Linked DNA regions of Homo sapiens: region 1 is linked to region 2. Evidence: read pairs that join two places in POLR2A ChIA-PET (ENCODE). Cell type or tissue: B cell. All regions are shown on one strand.

The links. ChIA-PET counts read pairs that join two places held together with the same protein. Peaks named below come from ENCODE experiments on the same cell type or tissue, not always from the same donor. Only the 100,000 strongest peaks of a DNase experiment are listed, where the experiment ranks them.
Region 1: POLR2A ChIA-PET joins it to region 2 with 6 read pairs; 6 of 35 experiments call an interaction of 5 or more read pairs at or near these places.

What each region holds. Positions count from the first base shown.
Region 1 is chr16:23,621,048-23,626,047 of GRCh38, reverse strand. PALB2 (partner and localizer of BRCA2) reads left to right here. Exons shown (of 13, transcript NM_024675.4): 8 at 1,954-2,039; 9 at 2,918-3,079; 10 at 4,570-4,686. Among named protein-coding and RNA genes, the nearest start is that of PALB2, 18 kb to the left of the region's middle. In B cell, no CTCF peak of the experiment used is centred here; no DNase peak of the experiment used is centred here.
Region 2 is chr16:23,494,901-23,499,900 of GRCh38, reverse strand. It overlaps GGA2 (golgi associated, gamma adaptin ear containing, ARF binding protein 2), which reads left to right. Exons shown (of 17, transcript NM_015044.4): 2 at 4,123-4,207. Among named protein-coding and RNA genes, the nearest start is that of GGA2, 13 kb to the left of the region's middle. In B cell, no CTCF peak of the experiment used is centred here; a DNase peak (open chromatin) is centred at 2,930; H3K27ac peaks cover 4,514 bases.

The sequences.
Region 1 (5,000 bases), 130 kb before region 2:
CCATTCTAGACTCTACCATTAACATCCTGCTTTGTTCGCTTTATCACAAATTTTTGTTTGTTTGTTTGAGACAGGGTCTCACTCTGTCATGCAGGCTGGAGTGCAGTGGCATGATCACGGCTCACTGCAGTTTCAACCTCCCCAGGCTCAGTAATCCTCTCACCTCACCCTCCCAAGTAGCTGGGACCACAGGCATGCACCACCATGTCTGGCTAATTTTTTATTGTATTTTTTTCTTCTTCTTTTTATTGAGATGGAGTCCTGCTCTGTCACCCAGGCTGGAGTGCAGTGGCATGATCTCGGCTCACTGTCAACCTCTGCCGCCCAGGTTCAAGGGATTCTTGTGCCTCAGCCTCCTGAGTAGCTGGGATTACAGGTGCCCACCACCATGCCTGGCTAATTTTTTTGTATTTTTAGTAGAGACGGGATTTTGCCATGTTGCCCAGGCTGTTCTTGAACTCCTGACCTCAGGCAATCCGCCTGCCTCAGCCTCGCAAAGTGCTGGGATTACAGGTGTGAGCTACCACACCTGGCCTATATTTTTTATGCAGACAGGGTTTTGCCATGTCGCCTGGGCTGGTCTTGAACTCCTGGGCTTAAGCCATCCGCCTGCCTCAGCCTCCCAGAGTGCTGGGGATTACAGGTGTGAACCACCATGCCCAGCCCATCACAGGTTTATCTAGATATGGGTTTTTTGTTTGTTTGTTTGTTTTTGGAGAGAGAGTCATACTCTGTTGCCCAGGCTGGAGTGCAGTGGGGCGATCTTGGCTTACTGCAATCTCCGCTTCCCGGGTTCAAGCAATTCTCCTGCCTCAGCCTCCCGAGTAGCTGGGACTACAGGCGCCCACCACCACGCCCAGCTAATTTTTGTATTTTCAGTAGAGATGGGGTTTTACCATGTTGGCCAGGATGGTCTCTAACTCCTGACCTCAAGTGATCCACTCGCCTCGGCTTCCCAAAGTGCTGGGGTTACAGGCATGAGCTCTACACCCAGCCTAGAGACGGGTTTTTACACTAGACCTGTTGGAGGAGCTTAGAATTTTATGTCTATTCTGACTTTGACACTTGCTGATATTTGTACTCCTTGCCCTTCACCAAGGCATTATTTTGCTTCTTTTCTACATGTATTTCCTTCTGGTCTTTTCCCACCATCATATACATCTTACAAGCTTGCAATCTTAGTGTGCTTAAAATTTTTAGATCTGTCTTTTCTCACCATACATATAAACATTTTTCTGGCCAGGCGAGGTGGCTCACGCCTGTAATCCCAACACTTTGAGAGGCTGAGGTGGGTGGATCACCTGAGGTCAGGAGTTCAAGACCAGCCTGACCAACATGGTGAAACCCCGTCTCTCCTAAAAATAAAATTAGCCAGGTGTGGTGGCGAATGCCTGTAATCCCAGCTACTCAGGAGGCTGAGGCAGGAGAATCGCTTGAACCCAGGAGGTGGAAGTTGCAATGAGCTGAGATTGTGCCATTGCACTCAAGGCTGGGCAACAAGAGTGAAACTCCGACTCAAAAAAAAAAATTTCCTTGTTCCTGTAGAGTCTTCATACTTGAATATACCTCATTCTTGCTCTCCAAATATATACAACATCTAACACTGTGCTTTACACAGAGGTGCCCAATAAATATTTGTTCAGTGAACATAGATATACTTTTAAATGGCTGCATAAATATTCTTTACATTCACATGCCAAAATATACCCAATTATTCCCCTATTGTTAGAATTATACCTTGCATTAGGTAAATGCTCAGTAAGCACTATTATGCTATTATGCATATAGTTTATTTAGATTTACAGCTAATAAAAAGAGTTTTCTGAGCCTTCAAATGATGAAAATTATCCTTGTACAGTGAGAATACAAAAGAATGTGATAAATTTTGGAAAATCTGGATTAAACAAAAATGAAACAACCAAGCATAATTTTTGGCTGCTTTGTTTTATTTAGGTTCCAGTATTACAGATAGTTCCAGTGCCTGATGTGTATAATCTCGTGTGTGTAGCTTTGGGAAATTTGGAAATCAGAGAGATCAGGTATGTAATTCCCAAGGAGTGATTTGTTTTTCCTTCATCTTTGTCTCTGTCAGCTGGTTTTAAGTGCAGGTAATAACCTAGGCTTGAGTCTTGAAAGAATCTGAAAGATCTAAAGAGAGAGAGATTTGTTTAAAAAAAAATCAATAGAATGACATCCCTGACTGAAGTTTCTATTTAAAATGTGAACCTAGGCTGGGCGCAGTGGCTCACGCCTGTAATCCCAGCACTTTGGGAGGCCAAGGAAGGTGGATCAACTGAGGTCAGGAGTTTGAGACCAGCCTGGCCAACATGGTGAAACTGTGTCTCTACTGAAAATACAAAAATTAGCCTGGTGTATAGCACCTGCGGGTGCCTATAATCCCAGCTACTCAGGAGGCTGAGGCAGGAGAATTGCCTGAACCCGGGAAACAGAGGTTGCAGTGAGCTAAGATCGTGCCACCACTGCATTCCTTCTGGATGACAGAGTGAGACTTTGTCTCAAAAAAAAAAAAAAAAAAAAAAAAAAAAGGCCGGGTATGGTGGCTCACACCTGTAATCCCAGCACTTTGGGAGGCCGAGGCAGGTGGATCACGAGGTCAGGAGTTCGAGACCAGCCTGACCAACATGGTGAAACCCCGTCTCTACAAAAATACAGAAAAATTAGCCAGGTGTGGTGGTGCGCACCTATAATCCCAGCTACTCAGGAGGCTGAGGCAGGACAGTCGCTTGAACCTGGGAGGCAGAGTTGCAGTGAGCCAAGATTGTGCCACTGCACTCCAGCCTAGGCGACAGAGCAAGACTCTGTCTCAAAAAAAAAAAAAAAAAAAAAGTGAACCTAGTCCTTTAATATTAAAAGGTTACTCCTCACATCACCCCATTTTTCCTTATATTTGGCTTAGGGCATTGTTTTGTTCCTCTGATGATGAAAGTGAAAAGCAAGTACTACTGAAGTCTGGAAATATAAAAGCTGTGCTTGGCCTGACAAAGAGGAGGCTAGTTAGTAGCAGTGGGACCCTTTCTGATCAACAAGTAGAAGTCATGACGTTTGCAGAAGATGGAGGGTAAGAAAAGCATTGATTGATTTTTAACTATTAGATGAAGAATGATTTTATCACAGGTTTCAGAGAAAGTTGGGTAACTAGGATCTCGTTTTTCTGTGCTGGGGGTGTAATATAAGCATGTACCGCATCAACACTAGGTTATGACATAGAAGCAGGTTAGTGAGGTGGAAGCCAGACATGTCAGGGATGAAGTCAAAGAAGGTGAGAGGCTCAGCAAATGTAGTTTGTTCTTCAGTCTTCTTGAAATCTGTGTGTCCCTTAAATGTTAGAAATACCTCTGCTGGGCACAGTGGCTCATGCCCATAATCCCAGCCCTTTGGGAGGCCAAGGCAGAAGTTTGAGCCCAGGAGTTCAAGACCAGTTGGGGCCACATAGCAGGGCCCCATCTTTACAAAAAATTTAAAAATTAGCTGGGTGTGGCAGAGCATGCCTTGTGGTCCCAGCTACTAGGGAGTCTGAGGTGGAAGGATCACTTGAGCTCAGGAGTTCAAGGGTGCAGTGAGCTGTGATCACGCCACCACACTCCATCTTGGGCAGCAGAGCGAGACCTAATCTTAAACACACACACACACACACACACAAATATTTTTAAAAATATAGAAATACCTTAAGGTCCTAGACCCTTTCCTCGTTCCACACACTTGTGTCCATTGCTTCACTGACCATCTTGGTGCTGACTACTTGCAAACATACATTTCTACCTCTGAGCTCTTTCTTGAGCTCTAGACCTGCAGGCCTATTTATTAGACGTATTGGGGACACCTTAAATTCAAAATGTTGCAAACTGAACTTACAGCATCTTCTCTATTATATACTCATTACACTTTATTTTTATTTTTCAATTACATTTCATTGTTATTATTCATGTATCTTCTAAAAATGGAGGGCAGGGAACTTTGGCTTATTTATTCATGATCTGTTGCAGTAATCTAGGCAAGAGATGATAATTGTTTGCTTAAATTAGGGGTATGTTAGTGGAGATGGGAAGAAGCAGACAGATTTCTGAGAGATGAGAAGATAAAATTACTGGGACTTGGTGATTGACTAGATTGAGAGGAAGGAGAGAATATCAACATGGTAGGGTTGGTCACTTGAGTGGTGACCAAGCTCGAAATGTGGGTATTATCCTTGTCTCCTTCCCCCCAGTCTAGGTGGTCACTTGAGTGGTGACCAACCCTGAAACTTGGACATTAGATGGTGATGCAATTCATTGAGATAGGAATGCAGAAAGAAACAAAAGGTTTATAGAAAAAGTTAACAAGTTTAATTTTGAATATAATGAATTCGAGGTGCTTGCAGCATATCTAGGTAGATATTATGAAAGTAATATATGTTCATTGTAGAAAGTTTAGTATACACGTTTTCTGGGTTAGATTTTTTTTTCCTGATATTAGGTTAGTTTATATTATGCAGTTCAACAATGCGGAGAAGGGCTACCTAGAGACTGCTTTAGTGCAAAGTACTGACTTTTCATACTGTTTTAATTACAGAGGCAAAGAAAACCAATTTTTGATGCCCCCTGAGGAGACTATACTAACTTTTGCTGAGGTCCAAGGGATGCAAGAAGCTCTGCTTGGTACTACTATTATGAACAACATTGTTATTTGGTAAGCTTTCCCTCTAGGTCCTCAGTTCCCTCATCTGTAGTATGAGGATATACCTCTAATTTTACAGGGTTGTTGTGAAGATTAAATAAGAGAGTATGTGTAAACATGATTGTGGTTTTGTGTTGCTGTTGTTGTTGTTTTTGTTGTGTTTTGAGACAGAGTCTCCTCCTATCACCCAGGTGGGAGTACAGTGGTATGATCTCGGCTCACTGCAACCTCTGCCTCCTGGATTCAAGTGATTCTCCTGCCTCAGCCTCCCGAGTAGCTGGGATTATAGGCATGTGCCACCACACCCAGCTAATTTTTGTATTTTT
Region 2 (5,000 bases):
GTTCACCAGGCCCCGCCCTGCCAGCGGCCCCACCCCTACCTTTCATTCATTGCTGGCTGCTGGGAGCTTTCAGGTTTCTACACTGTGAGGAAGGTCTTATGGTTTCAACAAATGAAGAGGCTTATGTAAAAGAAAACTGAGCCGGGCACAGTGGCTCACATCTGTAATCCTAACACTTTGGGGGGCCGAGGCGGGCGGATCACGAGGTCAGGAGATCGAGACCATCCTGGCTAACATGGTGAAACCCCGTCCCTACTCGGGATCTTCCCGCCTCGGCCTCTCAAAGTTCTGGGATTACCAATAAATCTTGATTGAGTCCTCATGATACAAGCTCTAGCAAATAAGAAAGAAACCTCCTTACATTTTGTGGATTGTATTGCTGCTTGGCCTTGGTTAAGGGTTTGGAACGTAATTTAACCTCAGAGAGGTTTTTTCTTTCTTAAAGAAAGCTGGTGCCGGCCGGGTGTGGTAGCTCACACCTGTAATCCCACTACTTTGGGAGGCTGAGGTGGACGGATCACGAGGTCAGTAGTTCGAGACTAGCCTGGCCAATATAGTGAAACCCCATCTCTACTGAAAATACAAAAAATTAGCCAGTCATGTTGGTGGGCACCTGTGATCCTAGCTACTCTAGAGGCTGAGGCCGGAGAATCGCTTGAACCCGGGAGGCGGAGGTTGCAGCGAGCCGAGATTGTGCCGCTGCACACCAGCCCGGGTGACAGAGCGAGACTCCATATCAAAAAAAAAAAAAAAAAGGTGGTGCCCGTCAGTGCTGTGTCTCTTTCACTTGGCAGCCAGGGAGGAGTGAGAAGGCTCTGGATTCTGTGAGGGGAGCTTGGGCCATGCCTCCTGTTCTCTGCCTCTCCTGTTCTCTCCCTGCCTCCCCCTGTTCTCTTCCTGCCTCTGCTCTTCTCTCCCTCCAGGTCCAGTCACATGCTGAAGTCAGAATTCTTTTGAGGTGTCAACCTTGACCTTGTAGTGAACTGAAACAGAAGCTTAAATGGTGTAGACTTTAGGTGATTCAGACACATAATCGCTGAGAATCACTGCTTTAAATAATTTATTTGATGAGTTTCTATGTTGTACGTATGGGTAAGGCACTGTAGGGAAGATATGGCTTCTGCCCTTAAGGTTTCATTCTCTTTAGGTAGGACAAGACATGTCTACATATTACAGTAAAAGCCAGAGACTGTACGTAATAATAAACAATTATCCTTTGTAGACCTCTTACTGCATGCTGCTGTACTAAGCATTTTAGACCCTTCCCCTTTAAATCACATGACAGTCCCATGAGGAAGGTACTATTTTCCTTGTTTTATTTTTTGTAAACATATTTGTAGAGATGGGGCCTCACTATGTTGCCCAGGCTTGTCACGAAGTCCTGGGTTCAGGCGATCCTCCTACCTTGGCCTCCAAAGTGCTGGGATTACAGGCATGAGACACTGTGCCCAGACTGTTTTTATTATTATTTTTGAGACGGGGTCTCATTTTGTCCCCCCAGGCTGGAGTGCAGTTGCACAATCATAGCTCACTGTAGCCTCCACCTCCTGGGCTCAAGTGATGCTCCTGAGTAGCTAGGACTGCAGGTGTGTGCCACCATGCCTGGCTTTTTTTTTTTTTGGAGACAGAGTCTCACCTTGTCACCCAGGCTGGAGTGCAGTGTCACGATCTCAGCTCACTGCAACCTCTGCCTCCCGGGTTCAAGCGATTCTCCTGCCTCACCCTACTGAGTAGCTGGGATTATAGATGCACGCTGCCACGCCCAGCTAATTATTTGTATTTTGGTAGAGACGGGATTTCACCGTGTTGCCCAGGCTGGCCTCCAACTCCTGAGTTCAGGCAATCCACCCTCCTCGGCCTCCCAAAGTGCTAGGATTAAGGCATGAGCCACTGCGCCCAGCCTTCTGACTAATTTTTTTTAAAAATTTCTGTGGAGATTGGGTCTCGTTATGTTGCTCAGGCTGGTCTCAACCTCCTAGGCTCAAGCGGTCCTCCTGCCTTGGCTTCCCAGAGTGCTGGGATCATAGGCATGAGCTGCAGCACCTGGCCCTATTTTCTTTATTTTATAGTTGAGGAAACTGAGGCTCAGCGAGTCCAAGTACATGTGACTAATGGGTGTAGCTGGAGATCCCTATCGGAGAAGGGGCAGATAAAATATCTGTTCAGAGGAGGAGGAGACAGCTTTTGTTTTATGGGGACGGGAGATAAAAAGGTCAGAGAAGTCTTTAGGGTGGAATGTGACTTGGGACTCAAGGGTAGATAGGATTTTAAGATACGGAACATGGGAGAGAGCTTTGCGGGGGTGGGGAGGAGAATATAGGAATCAATCACTGATCCTTCCCTCGCCCTTGTGTTCTCTCTTCACTTAGAATGGAGTCAGTGGGCAGGAAGATGGTGATTACCTGTCCGTTGACCCTCCCTATCTAGACACATGACTTCCACGTGACATAAATGTGACTGCAGTCAGGAAAAATTCAACTCGGACTGTGCTGTGTTGAGTAATCAGAGGGAGAAGCAGTGGGGTTGGCGCAGCGGGAGGAAGTTTTCTGCAGGAGCTGGAAATTCAGATGGGTCTGGAAGAATATGGATAGGGCACTGAGAGGAACAGAGTGGACACTCGGGCCAGGAGGATAATAATGTCAGAAGTACTGCCCCGAGAAGCAACGCCTCATTTCCAGAGCCTAAAAGAGCTGCTCTGTCAGAACCAGTACGGTTTCTCATCAGAGAGGCTGGGCAGGCCAGGACCAGATGGCCAGAGGGGAGTTGGAAGGGTGGTTGTTTTTTTTTTTTGTTTTTGAGGCAGGATCTTGCTCTCCCACCCAGGTTGGAGTGCAGTGGCATGATCTTGGCTCACTGCAGCCGCAGTCTTTCCACTTCAGCTTCCTGAGTAGCTGTGACTACAGTCACATGCCACCACGCCCAGCTAATTTTTTTTTTTTTTTTTTAGATGGAGTCTCGCTCTGTTGCCCAGGCTGAGTACAGTGGTGCCATCTCAGCTCACTGCAACCTCCACCTCCTGGGTTCAGGCAATTTTCCTGCCTTAGCCACCTGAGTAGCTGGGATTACAGGAACACTCCACCACGCCCAGCTAATTTTTTGTATTTTTAGTAGACACAGGGTTTCACCATGTTGGCAAGGCTGGTCTCAAACTCCTGAACTCAAGTGATCTACCTGCCTCGGCTTCCCAAAGTGCTGGGATTACAGGCGTGAGCCATCGCGCCTGGTCTTAATTTTTTAAAATTTTAGTAGGCATGTGATTTCCCCATGTTGCCCATGCTGGTCTCAAACTCCTGGGCTCAAGCGATGCACCTCAGCCCCATGAAGTGCTGGGATTACAGGTGTGAGCCACCATGCTGCCACTGGAAGTTTTATGAACGGTCAAGATGGTATTCCTTCTGGTGGTGTGTTCTTGTCTTCCTGTCACACAGCTGAGACACTTCCAGGTGGCCTCTCTTCTGTCTCCGCTTGTCACAGGCCAGGTGGGGGCATCCCAACTCGAGTGTGAAGCCAACACCCGGGCCAACCTCTGCACTAAAAGTGGAGCCGCTTTCAGGGGAATAACTTGTCAGTTAATTTTTTTTTTTTTTTTTTTTTTTTTGAGACAGAGTCTCCCTCTGTCTCCTGGGCTGGAGTGCAGTGGCGCAATCTTGGCTCACTGCAACCTCCACCTCCCAAGTTCAAGCGATTCTCCTGCCTCAGCCTCCCAAGTAGCTGGGATTACAGGCATGGATCACCATGCCTGGCTAATTTTTTTGTATTTTTAGTAGAGATGGGGTTTCATCATGTTGGTCAGGCTAGTCTCAAACTTCTGACCTCAAATGATTCCCCCCACCTCGGCCTCCCAAAATGCCGGGATTACAGGCATGAGCCACTGTGCCCAGCCAGCTTGTTAATTTGCTGGTTCATTCAATCAGCAAATATTCAGTAAGGGCATACCATGTGCCCAATGCTGTGCTGGGTGGTGGTAGGCAGCGCAGGCACAATTCCTCTCCTTCCAGCTGTCTGCCCACTGGTCTGATCCTGTAGATCTGTGATAAGACAGCTCTTGGCCACCATGTGTATGGGGAGGGGTGTAAATTTCTTCCTATTATGTACTCTCTAACTTTATTATTTATTTGACAGACAAAGCCACAGACCCAAGCATGTCGGAACAGGATTGGTCAGCTATCCAGAATTTCTGTGAGCAGGTGAACACTGACCCCAATGGGTAAGGTAACTTCTCACACACATAGTTGACTCTGGGGGCACCCCACACTGAGTGTAGGCCTTTGTCTCTCAAGACTGTTTTAGGGTTAAGCTCTCTAGGCAAGGATCGGTGGCTCATGCCTATAATCCCAACAGTTTGGGAGACCAAGGCAGGAGGATTGCTTGAGCCCAGGAGTTTGAGACCTGCCTGGGTGACAGAGTGAGAGACTCTGTCTCAAAAAAATAGAAATGCAGTCAGGCTGGCATTCATTCTCTCATTTTCCCCTATAATCCTGAGAACATTATTTTTCTAAAATTAGCAAATTCATGTGGGGGAAAAAAAACACAGGATAGCTCACTTGCAACTGGCAGTTATTAATTTTAAATACTGTTATAAAACACTAATGCTGAGGAGAACTCTGAATGTTACTGATAGACTATAGACACGTTACCTAATTAAAAGAGATCTGTGTATTCTCCACCATTTAAATGTAATTTTAAGAAAAAGGAAAAGGGGAAGGTTTTATTGAATTCTGTTTCCACAGCATCTGGATAGGACCTGAAGAATCAGAATCAAGTGAGTCATCCAGATGTTTTGTTTTTGTTTTGTTTTCTTTTCTTTTCTTTTTTTTTTTTTCCTGAGACAGAGTGTCTCAAGACTGGAGTGCAAGGGCACGATCTCAGCTCACTGCAACCTCCACCTCCCGGGTTCAAGTGGTTCTCCTGCCTCAGCCTCCCAAGTAGCTGGGATTACAGGCGCGTGCCTCCATGCCTGGCTAATTTTTTGTATTTTTTTAGTAGAGATGGGGCTTCAC